2 separate regions of the Homo sapiens genome follow, and region 2 is linked to region 1. Evidence: read pairs that join two places in POLR2A ChIA-PET (ENCODE). Cell type or tissue: GM12878. All regions are shown on one strand. Each heading gives the region's core, and the rest is flanking DNA. Links, peaks and the distances in the headings are about the cores only.

Evidence for each region. ChIA-PET counts read pairs that join two places held together with the same protein. Peaks named below come from ENCODE experiments on the same cell type or tissue, not always from the same donor. Only the 100,000 strongest peaks of a DNase experiment are listed, where the experiment ranks them.
Region 2: POLR2A ChIA-PET joins it to region 1 with 5 read pairs; 2 of 35 experiments call an interaction of 5 or more read pairs at or near these places.

Annotation. Positions count from the first base shown.
Region 1 is chr9:33,198,333-33,206,383 of GRCh38, forward strand. No RefSeq gene overlaps it. Among named protein-coding and RNA genes, the nearest start is that of B4GALT1, 35 kb to the left of the region's middle. RefSeq lists an enhancer at 3,985-4,034. In GM12878, for the core only: no CTCF peak of the experiment used is centred there; a DNase peak (open chromatin) is centred at 4,399; H3K27ac peaks cover 1,039 bases.
Region 2 is chr9:33,255,878-33,261,278 of GRCh38, forward strand. It overlaps BAG1 (BAG cochaperone 1), which reads right to left. Exons shown (of 7, transcript NM_004323.6): 3 at 5,210-5,292; 4 at 3,043-3,156; 5 at 924-1,031; 6 at 1-50. Among named protein-coding and RNA genes, the nearest start is that of BAG1, 6.1 kb to the right of the region's middle. In GM12878, for the core only: no CTCF peak of the experiment used is centred there; no DNase peak of the experiment used is centred there.

The DNA.
Region 1 (8,051 bases), core at 1,675-6,674:
TGATGCAAGATGCTTGGAGGAGCCAGCGGCTCCTGGCAGCAGCTGGCTGGCCACAGAACTCCAGAGTTGGCTGCAGTGGCAACAGTTAAGGAAATGCAAAAGGCTAGGATCCAGGACTTAGGCAGGCTAAGAGAACCTATGAAAACACGTAGAATGTGTCCAACATAAATGTCAAACAAAATTAAGAAACACTAGGTACTACATGCCGCCTCTTAGAAATCCGCAATGCATATTAGCACATTTAACAGTTCTAGAAGTACCTCAGCAAGGAAACCAGTTTCATTTTATTTGATCCAGCATTTCCCAAGCTTATTTGACCACAGAACCTTTCTTTCACGCACTGCTCATCTGTAGAACTCAGTTCTGGTCAGCTATGAATACTGGAATTTGGGGCTTAGGAAAGAGGATAGATTATAGATATGAATTTGAGATTAATAGTGATTAAAGCCAGGAGAATAAAGGAGATCATCCTGGAAGAGTTTCTACAATGATCCTAAGCTTGAGTCCTGGCATACATCAATATTTAAGGGACAAACATAGGAAGAAGATCCCTGAAGAGAGAAAGGGAAGAAACCATTGTAGAATTAGGAGAATCAGGAACCATCACTAGGTAGTAATGACAGTTAATTTTAGGTGTCAACTTGACTGGATTAAAAAATTCCTAGAGGCTGGGCGCCGTGGCTCACGCCTGTAATCCCAGCACTTTGGGAGGCTGAGGCGAGTGGATCACGAGGTCAGGAGACTGAGATCATCCTGGCTAATGTGGTGAAACCCCGTCTCTACTAAAAATACAAAAAAAATTAGCCAGGCACGGTGGCGGGAGCCTGTAGTCCCAGCTGCTCAGGAGGCTGAGGCAGGAGAATGGTGTGAACCCGGGAGGCGGAGCTTGCAGTGAGCCGAGATCGCGCCACCGCACTCCAGCCTGGGCGACAGACTGAGACTCTGTCTCAAAAAAAAAAAAAAAAAAAAAAATTCCTAGAAATCTGGTAAAGCATTATTTTGGGATGTGTAAGTGTGTGATTCTGAGTGAATTCTGTGGAGAAGATCCACCCTTAAGGTGGGGGGACAGCATCCAATCTGCTGAGAATCCAGAGAGAACAAAAACAGAGAAAAGGTGAATGTGTTCATCTATCTGCTGGAACTGGGGTACACTCTTCCTCTCCTCTCCTTGGACAACAACTCTGGGCTCCCCAGCCTTTTGATTCCAGGACTTAACACCAGAGGCCCCTGGGTTCTCAGGCCTTTGGCCTTAGACTGGGAATTATGCCTTCAGCTTGCCTGGTTCTGAGGCCTTTGGATTTGGACTCAGCCACACCAACAGCTTCCCTGGTTCTCCAGCTCGCAGACAGCTTGTGGCAGGACTTCTCAGCCTCCGTAATCACATGAGACAATCCCCCGAATGATGCTCCTCTCATATGTCAATGTAAACTAAAAATACAACCCTAAACCCCCCAGCCCACTGAACAGATCCCCTCTTGTCCAACGGGACCCCAGAAAAACCTTAAAAATGGAGTTCCCAGTCATGACAGGACAGGTCAGACAAGCCTCGTTATACCCCCTCTCTTTTGCAATGTAGACAGAACAACTGATCAGCATTAATATTAAAATTGAGACCATAAGGCTGACAGAATGGACTGTTTGTAGGAATAAGAGACCGTACAGGTCACCCTGACCCAGTGTATCATGTCTTGCTCTTGCAGCCCGACTCTGGCATAGCATCCCATGATGGTTAGCAGATTTCTTAACTAATGTATGTTAAAATTAAACCTAAACATTCCTTCATGCTGACTCCAAGATTTTAGACAAAGCCTTACTCCTTTACCCAATTGCAAATTAAAGAATCTCTCAATCTACTTATGACCTGCAAGCCCCCACTTCAAGATGTCCCACCCTTTTGGGCCAAACCAAAGTATAATCTCCATGTATTGATTTATGACTTTGCCTGTAACTTCTGCTTCCCCAAAATGTATAAAACAGAGTTGCATTGTGACTGCCTTGGGAGCACGTACTCGAGGCTCTGGGTTTGTATTTTCCCCAGGCTGCAGTCACTCATACTGGTTCAAAATAAACCTCTTTAAAACATAGTATATATTACAGAGTTTTTTTTTTTCCATTGACAGTTTCTCTCTATAGATACAGACACAGATACAGTAGATATTGATATATATTGATTCTGTCTCTCTGGAGAACACTGACTAATACAATAGTTAAAGTAGAAAGGAATTTATGACCAGGTATAGGTGAGCAGAGGACACCCCAGGCTTGAGTTACTAAGAAATCCATCTTCCCGATCAGGCATTACCCTAGAGCTTGTTAGAGATGTAAAATCTTATATGTCATGGCAGATCTACTGAATCAAAATCTGCGTTTTATCTAGATTTTTCAGGCCATTCATATGAACATTAAAGTTTGAAAAGTTCTGTCTTACAACATTACTAGCAGGGCTGGAGGGGTAGACTTAAAATGGAGCTTCCAGAAATAATTGTAAACCCTAAGAATCATCACGGTTCTGCCATCACTGATCATGAAAGAACCTGCCACCACTCCTGCCACAGGAAGCTACTGGGCCAGAAACCAGTACTGATTGGGGACTACAAAATCAATCTGCCACAATCCACATCAGCAAAATGAATGCCCTACCTGCATCCTCTCTCTCCAGTTAACTTAGTTTCAGGTTCAAGTTACATGCAAGTTTATAGAATGATAATTCCTAAGCTCATTTGGATTGCCAGCTGCAATGGAGTGTAGGAAGTGTGACATCCCAGCTGTAATGTACTGGAAGGAGATGGGAAGGGATGTTATGTGAACCAGTCCGTAGAATCCACCATTGGTGGTGTCATGGAAGCTCTGACATGAGCTTCTTTATATCCCTCCGTATCTTTTCTCCCCCTCATTCATGGTAATCCAATTTTTAGCTAAATAAGGACTACATTTCCCAGCCTCTCTGCAGATAGATATGACCATGTGACTGAGTTTGGGTCAATAATATAAAAGTGGAAATGTCCCAGCACTTTGGGAGGCCAAGGCGGGCAGATCATGAGGTCAGGAGATCAAGACCATCCTGGCTAACACAGTGAAACCCCGTCTCTACTAAAAATACAAAAAATTAGCCAGGCATGGTGGCACATGTTTGTAATCCCAGCTACTCCGGAGGCTGAGGCAGGAGAATGGCGTGAACCTGAAAGGCAGAGGTTGCAGTGAGCTGAGATCATACCACTGCACTCCAGCCTTGGCAACAGAGTGAGACTACGACTCAGAAAAAAAAACAAAAAGTGGAAATGTCACATAGCAGCTTCTAGGAATCTTTGAGAGAAAGTAGGATCATGTCCTTTACATTCATCTTTTTTCCTCCCTCCATTGTGCTGTTTGGAGCATGAGATGGTACCGTCTTAGACTAGGAGGTTGAGGGCTACACCCTAGGAGTTGGCAGAGCTTTGAGTTAGGAAGAACCTGAGGCCAGGTGCAATGGCTCACGCCTGTAATCCCAACATTTTGGGAGATGGAGGCGGGTGGATTGCTTGAGTCCAAGAGTTCAAGACCAGACTAGGCAACACGGCAAAACCCCATCTCTACTAGAAAAAAAAAAAAAATTAGAAAGGCATGCTGGCACATGCCTATAGTCCCAGCTACTCAGGAGGCTGAGGCGGGATCGCTTGAGCCCAAGAGGACAAGGCTGCAGTGAGCCGTGATCACACCACTGCATACCAGCCTGAGCAACAGAGCTAGACTTTGTCTCCAAAAAAAAAAAGAGTATAATCAACAGGCAATAGCTGATAGAAAAAGTAAGGCCTGAGAAGTGGCCCCTGGATTTGGCCCTAGACTGTTGATGACATTAGCAAGAGCAGTTTCAGTAGAAGGGGCAGGGCAGAAGCTAGACTAGAGACTGCTGGGAGAATGAGAATCGAGAAAGTAGAGGGAGCAAGTACTGTCAACCACTTTGAGCAGCATGACATGGTGATCAGGAGACAGTGAAGGCTGTGGGCTCCATGGAGGGTTTTCCTGGCTTTTCTCTACTTTTAGGACCAGGGCAGACAGAGCAAGGGTGGCCTGGGATATCCAATGTCATTCAGTGTTGCAGCCCATCTGGTGGCTGTGGCCTTCATAGCCCTGGAAATGCTGATGCTGTCTCAGAAACAAGGGGATAGTGGGAACCTGGAATAAAGGAGGCTGGAGGATGATTTAGGCTCAGCCAGAGTAGATGCTGTTAAGTCCTTCCCGTTGGGCTGCTCCACACTGGGGTGCCTCTGGGCATCCTTCAGCGAGAGGCTGCCCCTAGTGTCCCCTCCCTCCCCGCCTCTGGTGCTGCCGGCTGCATCCCAGGCCTGGAACCAACATGCCGAACAGCCTCAGCACATCTGCATAGCTGACGTCAAAGCAGACCACAGTTTGTCCTCTGGGGAGGAAAGGGAACCACAGTATGTGTGTTGGTTTCTCTTCTATCTGAAAGCTCTTTCGCCCTTTTCTGCACTCAGGCCCCTGGCTAGCTTTCCTGATGTGCCTCTGGGATTCTTCCCCTTGGCACCTCCTCAACCCCGCCCTGCAGTCCCAGGTTTATCCGTTTCTTGTCACCTTGTGCTCAGCTGGGAACCCCTCCCTGCCTTTTCACATCCCTTACATCACTCCCTGAACACACTAGTCACTTACGTCCTCTCCTTCTTCAACTTTCTTTCCTCTCAAATGATAAAACCACCTTCCCAATCAAAGATTTATTGTGCAGGGAAGTTTTCCCAGCTCCCCACGGTAGTGAGATTAGCCAAAGGCGAATCACATGGGGGAAACTGGAGAAGGAAATGGCCCAGATTTACACCAGAGCTGTGGGGAGCAGAACCAGCAGCCAATCACAGAGGATCCTCCCTGAGTGGCTGACCCTTTGCGGGGACATAAAGTGTCCATTTATCTCCTATCTTGGGAAGAAGTGAGGGTCCTCACGAGGGCCTGGCACTTGCCAGTCTGCCAATTGCTGGGACGAATCTCAGGTTTTATTAGCCCCTCAATGGTCTCATGTATCCAAGGAGAAAGTGAGGGTCCCATGTCTGAGCCCAAGCAGGGGTTGCTCTCACCTTGGCAGCTCCCCATCTCCAGGATGTGCTCTTGCTACTCTGGAATATGGCAGCCTCTGCAAGTGATACTGGGCTTACAACACAGAAAGTGTCTCAAAAAACTTATAAGCATCCCTCAGAAACCTCTCCTGCTCCCCACTCCTGGGGCCCCATCAAAACCCAGCTTCCAGTGTTTTAAATCAAAATATAGCAGCCACAGAAAGCCTTCAGGATTGATAAGAGTTGAGCCAAGCAGATTCAAATAGCAGTAGGTCTGGTACCCTACAATGGTCTTGCCCTCCTCTGACCAATATGTCCTGGATGAGGAGGAAGAATTCAGCAAAAGGAGCAAGCTTCCCTCAAGGTGCTTAGGAAAAAATACACACTCTGGACACTGAAAAGCTTGGGGCTGATCCTATCCCTGCCACTGCTGACTTTGGGTTCTTTTTTTTGAGACAAGATCTCACCACGTTGCCCAGGTGGGTGTCATGAACTCCTGGGCTCAAGTGATCCTCCTGCGTCAGCCTCCTGTGTGGCTGGGACTATCGGCGTGAGCCCACTGTACCTGACTCCTATGGGTATATTTTTAACTTCTTTGAGTTTCCACTTTCTCAATTGTAAAACAAGGCTTATATTTCCTTTTACCTAAAATTGTAAAAAATTAAATGAAATTATGCATGCACAGTTCTTGACTTTTATTAAGTTACTAACCTGCTTGAAGGTAAAGCTTCAGAATAACTTCTTGTTTCCCATTTTCAGAAATTCTCTCCTCTCTGCTTTCGGCTTACCTTTCTCTTCTCTTATCATTTTCTTCCCCAGCACCTGGAAGGTCTCCTAGGTCCCTGCTATTCAAAGGTTCAGGGCAAGCAGTATCACTTAGGACCTTTTTAGAAATGCAGAATCTCAGGGCCCACCACAGACCCTCTCTGAATCTGAATCGGCATTTTAACAAGATTCCCAAGTTTTTCTCTGTGCATACTAAACTTTGAGACGTGCTTGTACTAGATCACCCCTTTCTTCTTTAATTTATGACATCAAATAGCACTGGTTTCAATAATTCACACCACTAACAGGAGTTTCCCCCCAGCAAATTGCATACTACTTACTAAAATCTCCTTGATTATGATACTGGAGTAACAATAAGTCATAATATTAATGAAAATTATAGCACAGTGTAACATGTGTTTAATGCTTTGGTATTTACAACATGCTTTTATACCCACATAATCTCATCTGATTCTAGAATATGGAATAGTTATCAATCAGTGAATTGATGAATGAATGAATGACTTGGGGCTATTTGGTGGAGAGAAACTGGATTATAAGAGGATTTTGAGGTTATATCAGTGAAGAATTTTGCTCAGCTGCTACTAAGAGAGATCCAAGTCAACAGTGGTCTAAATAAGACAGGGTCTTAGTTTTCTCCTAGGAAAGGCCAGGCAGGTATGGGGACTCTATCTACAAGGTCTCCAGATTAGAATTATTTTGTCTTCTGCTCTGCTATCTGTGGCACATGACTTTACTCCTTAAGATCACCTCACGGATAAAAAATGACTGCTAGGGCCTCACCCATCAAGTCCATGTCCCAGGGAGGTAAAGGAAGAATGATGGGGGGAAAGATGAAGTGGTACTTGCTAGCTAAGTTAGCCTCCTTTATACAGCTTTCTCAAAACGCCACCCAATCACTTCCCCTTACTTCTCATTAGCCATCCCTATCTGCAAGGAAAATGTAGTCTTAGCTAAGACTAGGCACATTGCTGCCCCCAATATAGGAGTAAGGAAGGTGGGATAGTGGCTATAAGGAAGAAAACTAGCATTCTTCCTATGGCATGAATGACAGGAGCATGAATGAAAGGGAGAGATTGATATACAAATCATGTTCAGTGTGCCAAGGCCTTTCTGGAAGTGTTTCGTATTTCTCCTTATGTAATGGCTCAACAAGGAAAAGAGTCAGGACAGGATGGAGTGGTCTCTGCTGGGCTGCTTCTGGGGAAAAAGAAAATGTCTTTCACTGATGTATTAGCTGAGGGCCCAAAGTTGGGTAATGTGAGAAACCAGGACTCTCAGCTGGCCCAACTCAGCTGAAGTATTGCTCTCTCTTCAAAAGATGCTGGCTTAATGATGGAGTTATCATCACTCATGCTCTTCTTCCTATATGGGATGCTCCCCTCACTCTACATCTGAATTCCCAGCTCCTTCTACGCAACTCCCACTCAGTCCTCAGTTCTTAGCTCATAGGTTCTTTTTTCTTTTTTTTCTCTTGCTCTGTCGCCCGGGCTGGAGTGCAGTGGCGCAATCTCGGCTCACTGCAAGCTCTGCCTCCCGGGTTCATGCCATTCTCCTGCCTCAGCCTCCCAAGTAGCTGGGACTACAGGCGCCCACCACGATGCCTGGCTAATTTTTTGTATTTTTAGTAGAAATGGGGTTTCACCATGTTAGCCAGCATGGTCTCGATCTCCTGACCTCATGATCTGCCCGCCTCGGCCTCCCAAAGTGCTGGGATTACAGGCATGAGCCACCTCACCTGGCCAAAGCTCATATGTTCTCATAACCTTGTTACATGTTCTCATAAACCTGGAATTTGGTCAGGTGTGGTGGCTTACGCCTGTAATCCTAGCACTTTGAGAGGCTGAGGCAGGAGGATTGCTTGAGCCCAGGAGTTCAAGATCAGCTTGGGAAACATAGTGGTATCCTGTCTCTACAAAAAAAATTAAAAAATTAGCTGGGTGTGGTGGTACACACCTGTAATCCTAGCTACTTGAGAGGCTGAGGCGGGAGGATTGCTTGAGCCCAGGGGATCGAATTTGCAGTGATCCATGTTTGTGTCACTGTATTCCAGCCTAGGTGACAGTGCGAGACCTTGTCTCAAAAAACAAAAACAAAAAAACCCTTGAAATTTACTTGTTTGAGATCTGTTCCTGCCCCAGTCTTTTATTCTACCTCCAAGTAGAAGGTCCCTGAGGGGAGATACCATGTCTATCCTATTCATCAGTGAATTTCAAGCATTTTGTA
Region 2 (5,401 bases), core at 1-5,000, 56 kb after region 1:
ACCAAGCCTTTCCTTTTCAATCTACTGTCTTTGAAATTTTCTGGCAGGATCTATGGAAGAGTAAGTTGATAATACAAGTTAGTAAATAGTAAACATGTAACAAATAATCCTCAGTGAAAATGACATGAGAGCACATAAGAAACACCCACAGTACACAAAACAGGTCACAGGTCACCAATGTAAATGTGATATCCATTTTCAGGAACCCTTTCCCTGGGTCTGTATCCTGTATGGCCTTTCCATGGCTCTTGTCCCTATAAAAGCTCCCTGTGTTCTCAATGTCTGGGCCATAGGAACTGATCTTTAACACAGACTTTGTTCTTTTATTGTTTCCTATGTATGGATACTCTGCCCTGGCCACACCATGGGCTCATTGTGACAGGAAAAGTGCCTGCTGCTGCTTCTTTACACCCACCCTGGCCAACAGAAGTACACAGTGCAGTTCACCTTCAAGAATGAAGCATCAGGCTAGAGATATCATTACTATCATCTGCAAAAGAGTTAATGATTTTCAATGGCCTCACATGACCTGGGTCTGGCTGAATCATCTATAAGTAATGAGCCCTGCAGAATTATCAGTCACATATTCATCAGAGAAAGTTAAATCCTCTGTTTCCTGGACCATGAGATCGTGGACTCCTTGGGTCCCAGCTTCATGACGATTACAGATGCTACTGGCAAACATAAGTGTAAATGATAAAAGTCCTATGCTGGAGGGCTGTGAGTGCCTAGAAAGCAGGAACTGTCTTATCATCATGCATTCACCCAGGACCTAGCAACATGACTGGCACACAATAGTAGATGCTTAATATTCTCAAGTGATGGGTTTGCTCAGGCAATAGGAGAGTAAATTACTGAAAGAGTGAATGTGACTGAAATAAAGTCAAAGAAAACTAGTTCTTCTCAGCTGAATATTTACTTACCAGTGTGTCAATCTCCTCCAAGATCTTCATAAACTGCTCTATTGTGGCTTTTACTCTCCTATCAAGTTTGCAGAGAGCTTCAGCTTGCAAATCCTTGGGCAGAAAACCCTGCGGGGAAATAATGCATTATTGCAAGGGTTCTCTGAGGCTGACGGAAGACTCCATGCCACAATACTAATGATGCAATCACACTGAGCCCACCATAGCCCTGGCAGGCCAGGCCACATCTCAGATCCACAACTTTAACTCTTGGAAAAATTAAAAAGGCTGGCCGTGGGCCAGTCCAAGAATTCTATCAGGTTGCAGTCTGCTCTACCTCGCATGACCCACTGTGGCTGCAAATGCCTCCTGAGGCTTGGCTCCAGTGAAGCCCCCAGTCACAAGAAGAGGCAGATGTTAAAAGCACAGGTTTAGAGTCTTCAAAGCCTACGCCTGAAAACTGACTGCCATTTACTAACTTGTGATCTTGAGCAAATTATTTAGCCTATTCATGCCTCAGTACCCTCATTTTAAAAATGAAGATTATGATGCCCACACCCTAGATGGTTACTGTGAGGTAAAGGGAATATATGTACATGTGTCACTAACTTGTGGCACAGACGCATGCTAAAGAATGGCAGCAGTGCTTATTTTTATCAAATTGTCTAATGGTTCACTCACACAGCTTGGCCTAATGACCAGTTAGCTGGTGACAAGAGTTGGATAGCAGGGATCTCTGAGGATGTTTATCACAGCCACGAGCTACAGACACAGATTTCACAACACGTAGCAAGAGCTTTAAACATCACCCAGCAATTCCAACTCAAAGAATTTATTCTACCAAAAAAACCAGGAATGGTCAAAAAAGATTTACGTCCAAGGACAGTCAAAGAAGCATTACACATAATGGTAAAAATAATATTAAATGAACAATACAGAGTTGGCTAGGTAAATAATACATTTATACAAGATGAAATGCATGCGAGCTTTGAAAAATACCATCACAGGAAAATGTTTAATTTTTTATCCAATAAAAGAATAGTTTATAAAGTGTAAATAACATTATATCAAATTTTTTTAAGATGAAAAATATATTTCAGGCTTTGGTAATCGTCATCTCTGAGTTGGTGCCCCATGGGTAATTTTTATTTTCCATATTAGTGCCTATACATGTACTTAAAACTTTTGTACAGTCAGCATGTATTCTGTAATTAAAACACAAACATATAGGCCGGGCGCAGTGGCTCATGCCTGTAATCCCAGCACTTTGGGAGGCCGAGGCGGGCAGATCACTTGAGGTCAGGAGTTTGAGACCAGTCTGGCCAACATGGTGAAACCCCATCTCTATTAAAAATACAAAAAAATCAGACAGATGTGGTGGCAGGCGGCACCTGTAATCCCAGCTACTCGGGAGGCTGAGGCAGGAGAATCACTTGAACCTGGCAGGCAGAGGCTACAGGGAGCCACTGAGATTGCACCACTGCACTCCAGCCTGGGTGACAGAGCGAGACTCCATATCAAAAAAAAAAAAAAAAAAAAAAAAGCCAAAACACAAACACACCCCAATTAATGCTATAAAATGAGAGGGAAAAATAAATAAAAGTGGTCTTGAGCTAGTCCTAATCCTTACTGGGTTTTAGTACCCCATCTCTAATATAAGGAATTGAATAGGATGACTCCCCCAACCCCACTATCATGTTCAACTTGGACCTTCTATGAACCAACAAAATGTTATTTGCCTTGCCAAACACATTACAACAGCCCAGAGAGAAGCTACTTGTTCTATTTCAGACAATACATGATCCTAGCAAGGCAGGTGCTCTCCTGTGAGCATAAATGGATGCTGGCTGGGGTTTGACAATAACTATGACAATAAATGCTTATAAAGCACTTAGTATGTGTCAAGCTCAATCTACATTATTTAATTCTCCCAACAATCCTAATAGGGAAATGTCACCATTATTCCATTTTTACAGATGAGGAACTTGAGACAAAGATAAACTTGTTCACAGTAAGAGAAAGGGTGAATCCAGGATCTGAACCCAGGGAGTCTGACTGCAGAACATGTCCCCATAACCACAAGTTATATCCAGGAAGCTCTGATAGAAGGCAGAAAGTTAAGGTCCATGAAGAGAGTTACCTGCTGGATTCCAGTAAGCTCTTTATTCAACTCTTCCAGCTGGTCAGCTATCTTCTCCACAGACTTCTCCAAATGTTTCAACTTCTTTAGTTCAACCTCTTCCTGTGGACTGTTCTAAAATGTTTAAGAAGAAAATAAAGCCAATAGTCAAAAAGAACAGGCTGGGCATGGTGGCTCATGCCTGTAATCCCAGCACTTTGGGAGGCCGAGATGGGCAGATCATTTGAGGTCAGGAGTTCAAGACCAGCCTGGCCAACATGGTGAAACACTGTCTCTACTAAAAAAACAAAAAAATTAGCCAGGCATGCTGGCGTGCACCTGTAGTCCTAGCTACTCGGGAGGCTGAGGCAGGAGTATAGCTTGAACCTGGGAGGTGGAGGTTTGTAGTGAGCTGAGATCGTGCACCTGTACTCCAGCCAGGGTGACAGAGCGAGACTGTCTCAAAAAAAAAAAAGAAAAAAGAAAAAGCAATCAACAAGAACAGCAGCCTCTGTCAGGAAAAATACCTGACCACACCTGCATGAAGCCACTCACCTAGAAATAACAGTTTTAACTCTGTTGCTTCTTGGAAATCAAGTCAAAGGGTTATACATCAAGTTTTCCATCTACAAAGACTCCAGACTAGAGAGAAGGTGTTAGGTAAACATTCTGGTGAGGGCCCTGACAGCTTGGGTGCAGAGAATGGAGACAATCCAAGTGCCAGATTCAGTCTCAGCCCTATACTGATCAACAACCAAGACTGAAGCCTGGAGGGTAATCACATTTCAGTAAACACTTGTGAGGAGTCCAGAATGGCAAGAAAGGTGGAATTCTACCATTCCTTTAAATGGAATTCCTAAATGGCAGCCTCCAATTGAGCGCTCCTGTTTAATGTGATGCTGGTTAACAACGATGAATACTTTTATTGAACACTTCCTACATGCCACACACTATCCTAAGCACCTTACCTATTTTTTAAGCCTTACCACAACTCCATCAGGGAAGTACTGCTGTTTTACAGATGATGAAACTGAGGCTTAATGTAGTAAAGTAACATGAGATCACACAGTCCAAAAGAGGTAGATTAGACTTAAGTTCAGACTTTTTTCTTTTTTGAGATAGGGTCTCACTACGGTTCCCAGGTTGGAGTGCAGTGGCTGTTTACAGGCATGATCATAACTCACTGCAGCCTCAAACCCCTGGACTCAAGTGATCCTCCTGTCTCAGACTCCCAACTTGCTGGGACAATAGGCATGTGCCATGGTGCCTTCCTTGAGTTCACACTTCGCTCCATACGCTCTGTGTCAGCTCCAAGTAAAAGTCCTATAGTTTCTTCAAACTTGACTCTTTGGTTCTGCCTGTTGCCCATCACCATTCTCCCTGACCCTGAAGCAAGAAATTTAGAATATTTCCCTCTTCTCTCAGGTAAACAATTGATAGATAGGTCTAGCAGCTTTCTGCTTAGTTATGCTATCCCAAATTATTCACTTCTCTTTGTGGCAAGTCCTGAGTTCCAGTCTCCTGGCAGTTCCAAGTCTGGATTAGATTTTTTTTGCCTTCACTTTGTTTATCTGCCCTCTCTCTACTCAGCCACCTAACTCACAATAAGGGAACTTCATATGCTCATAATTCTGCTGTGTCACAATGCAGGGCTGGCCACAGCCCTCTCTCATCACCTTAAGGGTTGCTGACCTCATCTGTCTTTTTTTCCCCTCAGTTCTTTAGTCTGAACCTTCCTTTCCAGTCGAAGGTTTTCCCTTGTGGGAGATTTTAGTTAAAAGGTTGGTTAAAGGGAGAGAGGCTCCTGAACTGGAACAGAGTGATTATTCTTAATATCTACAAGTTTATTTTAACAAAAGACTCTTGCAAATTCTACTCCAAGTGAATGAGACCTGTCCCAGGCACCATTTTAACCAGACCAAGATTCCACCACCAAAACAAAAAACATATTATTAAGGCAGCACAACCGCTCCTAATTCCTAGAGCAAAAGTTCTAACCAACAGGAGCAGGAGGGTATGAGAACAACAAAACTGGTAATCCTGTAAAACCAATAAAGATTGTATTTGTTTAGAGAGGTGTTTTATCAATGCAGAATCTGGGTCCCCAGTTTGGTCTTCTAAACAGAAACATGTATAAAAGACTTCAGTCATTTGATTCTGAGGATTTCTGATGGAAAAAGCAATTTACCTTTTTCCCAATTAACATGACCCGGCAACCATCTTGTATTCCAAGTGCTGACAACGGTGTTTCCATTTCCTTCAGAGATTTTCCTAAAAAGAGGAGAAAGGTAGGCCAAGTTGTAATAATTGTACAACACTGAAAATAAATTTCAGCAGGATACAGGAAATAGACAAGTGTGTTCACTAATGAGAACTGGTA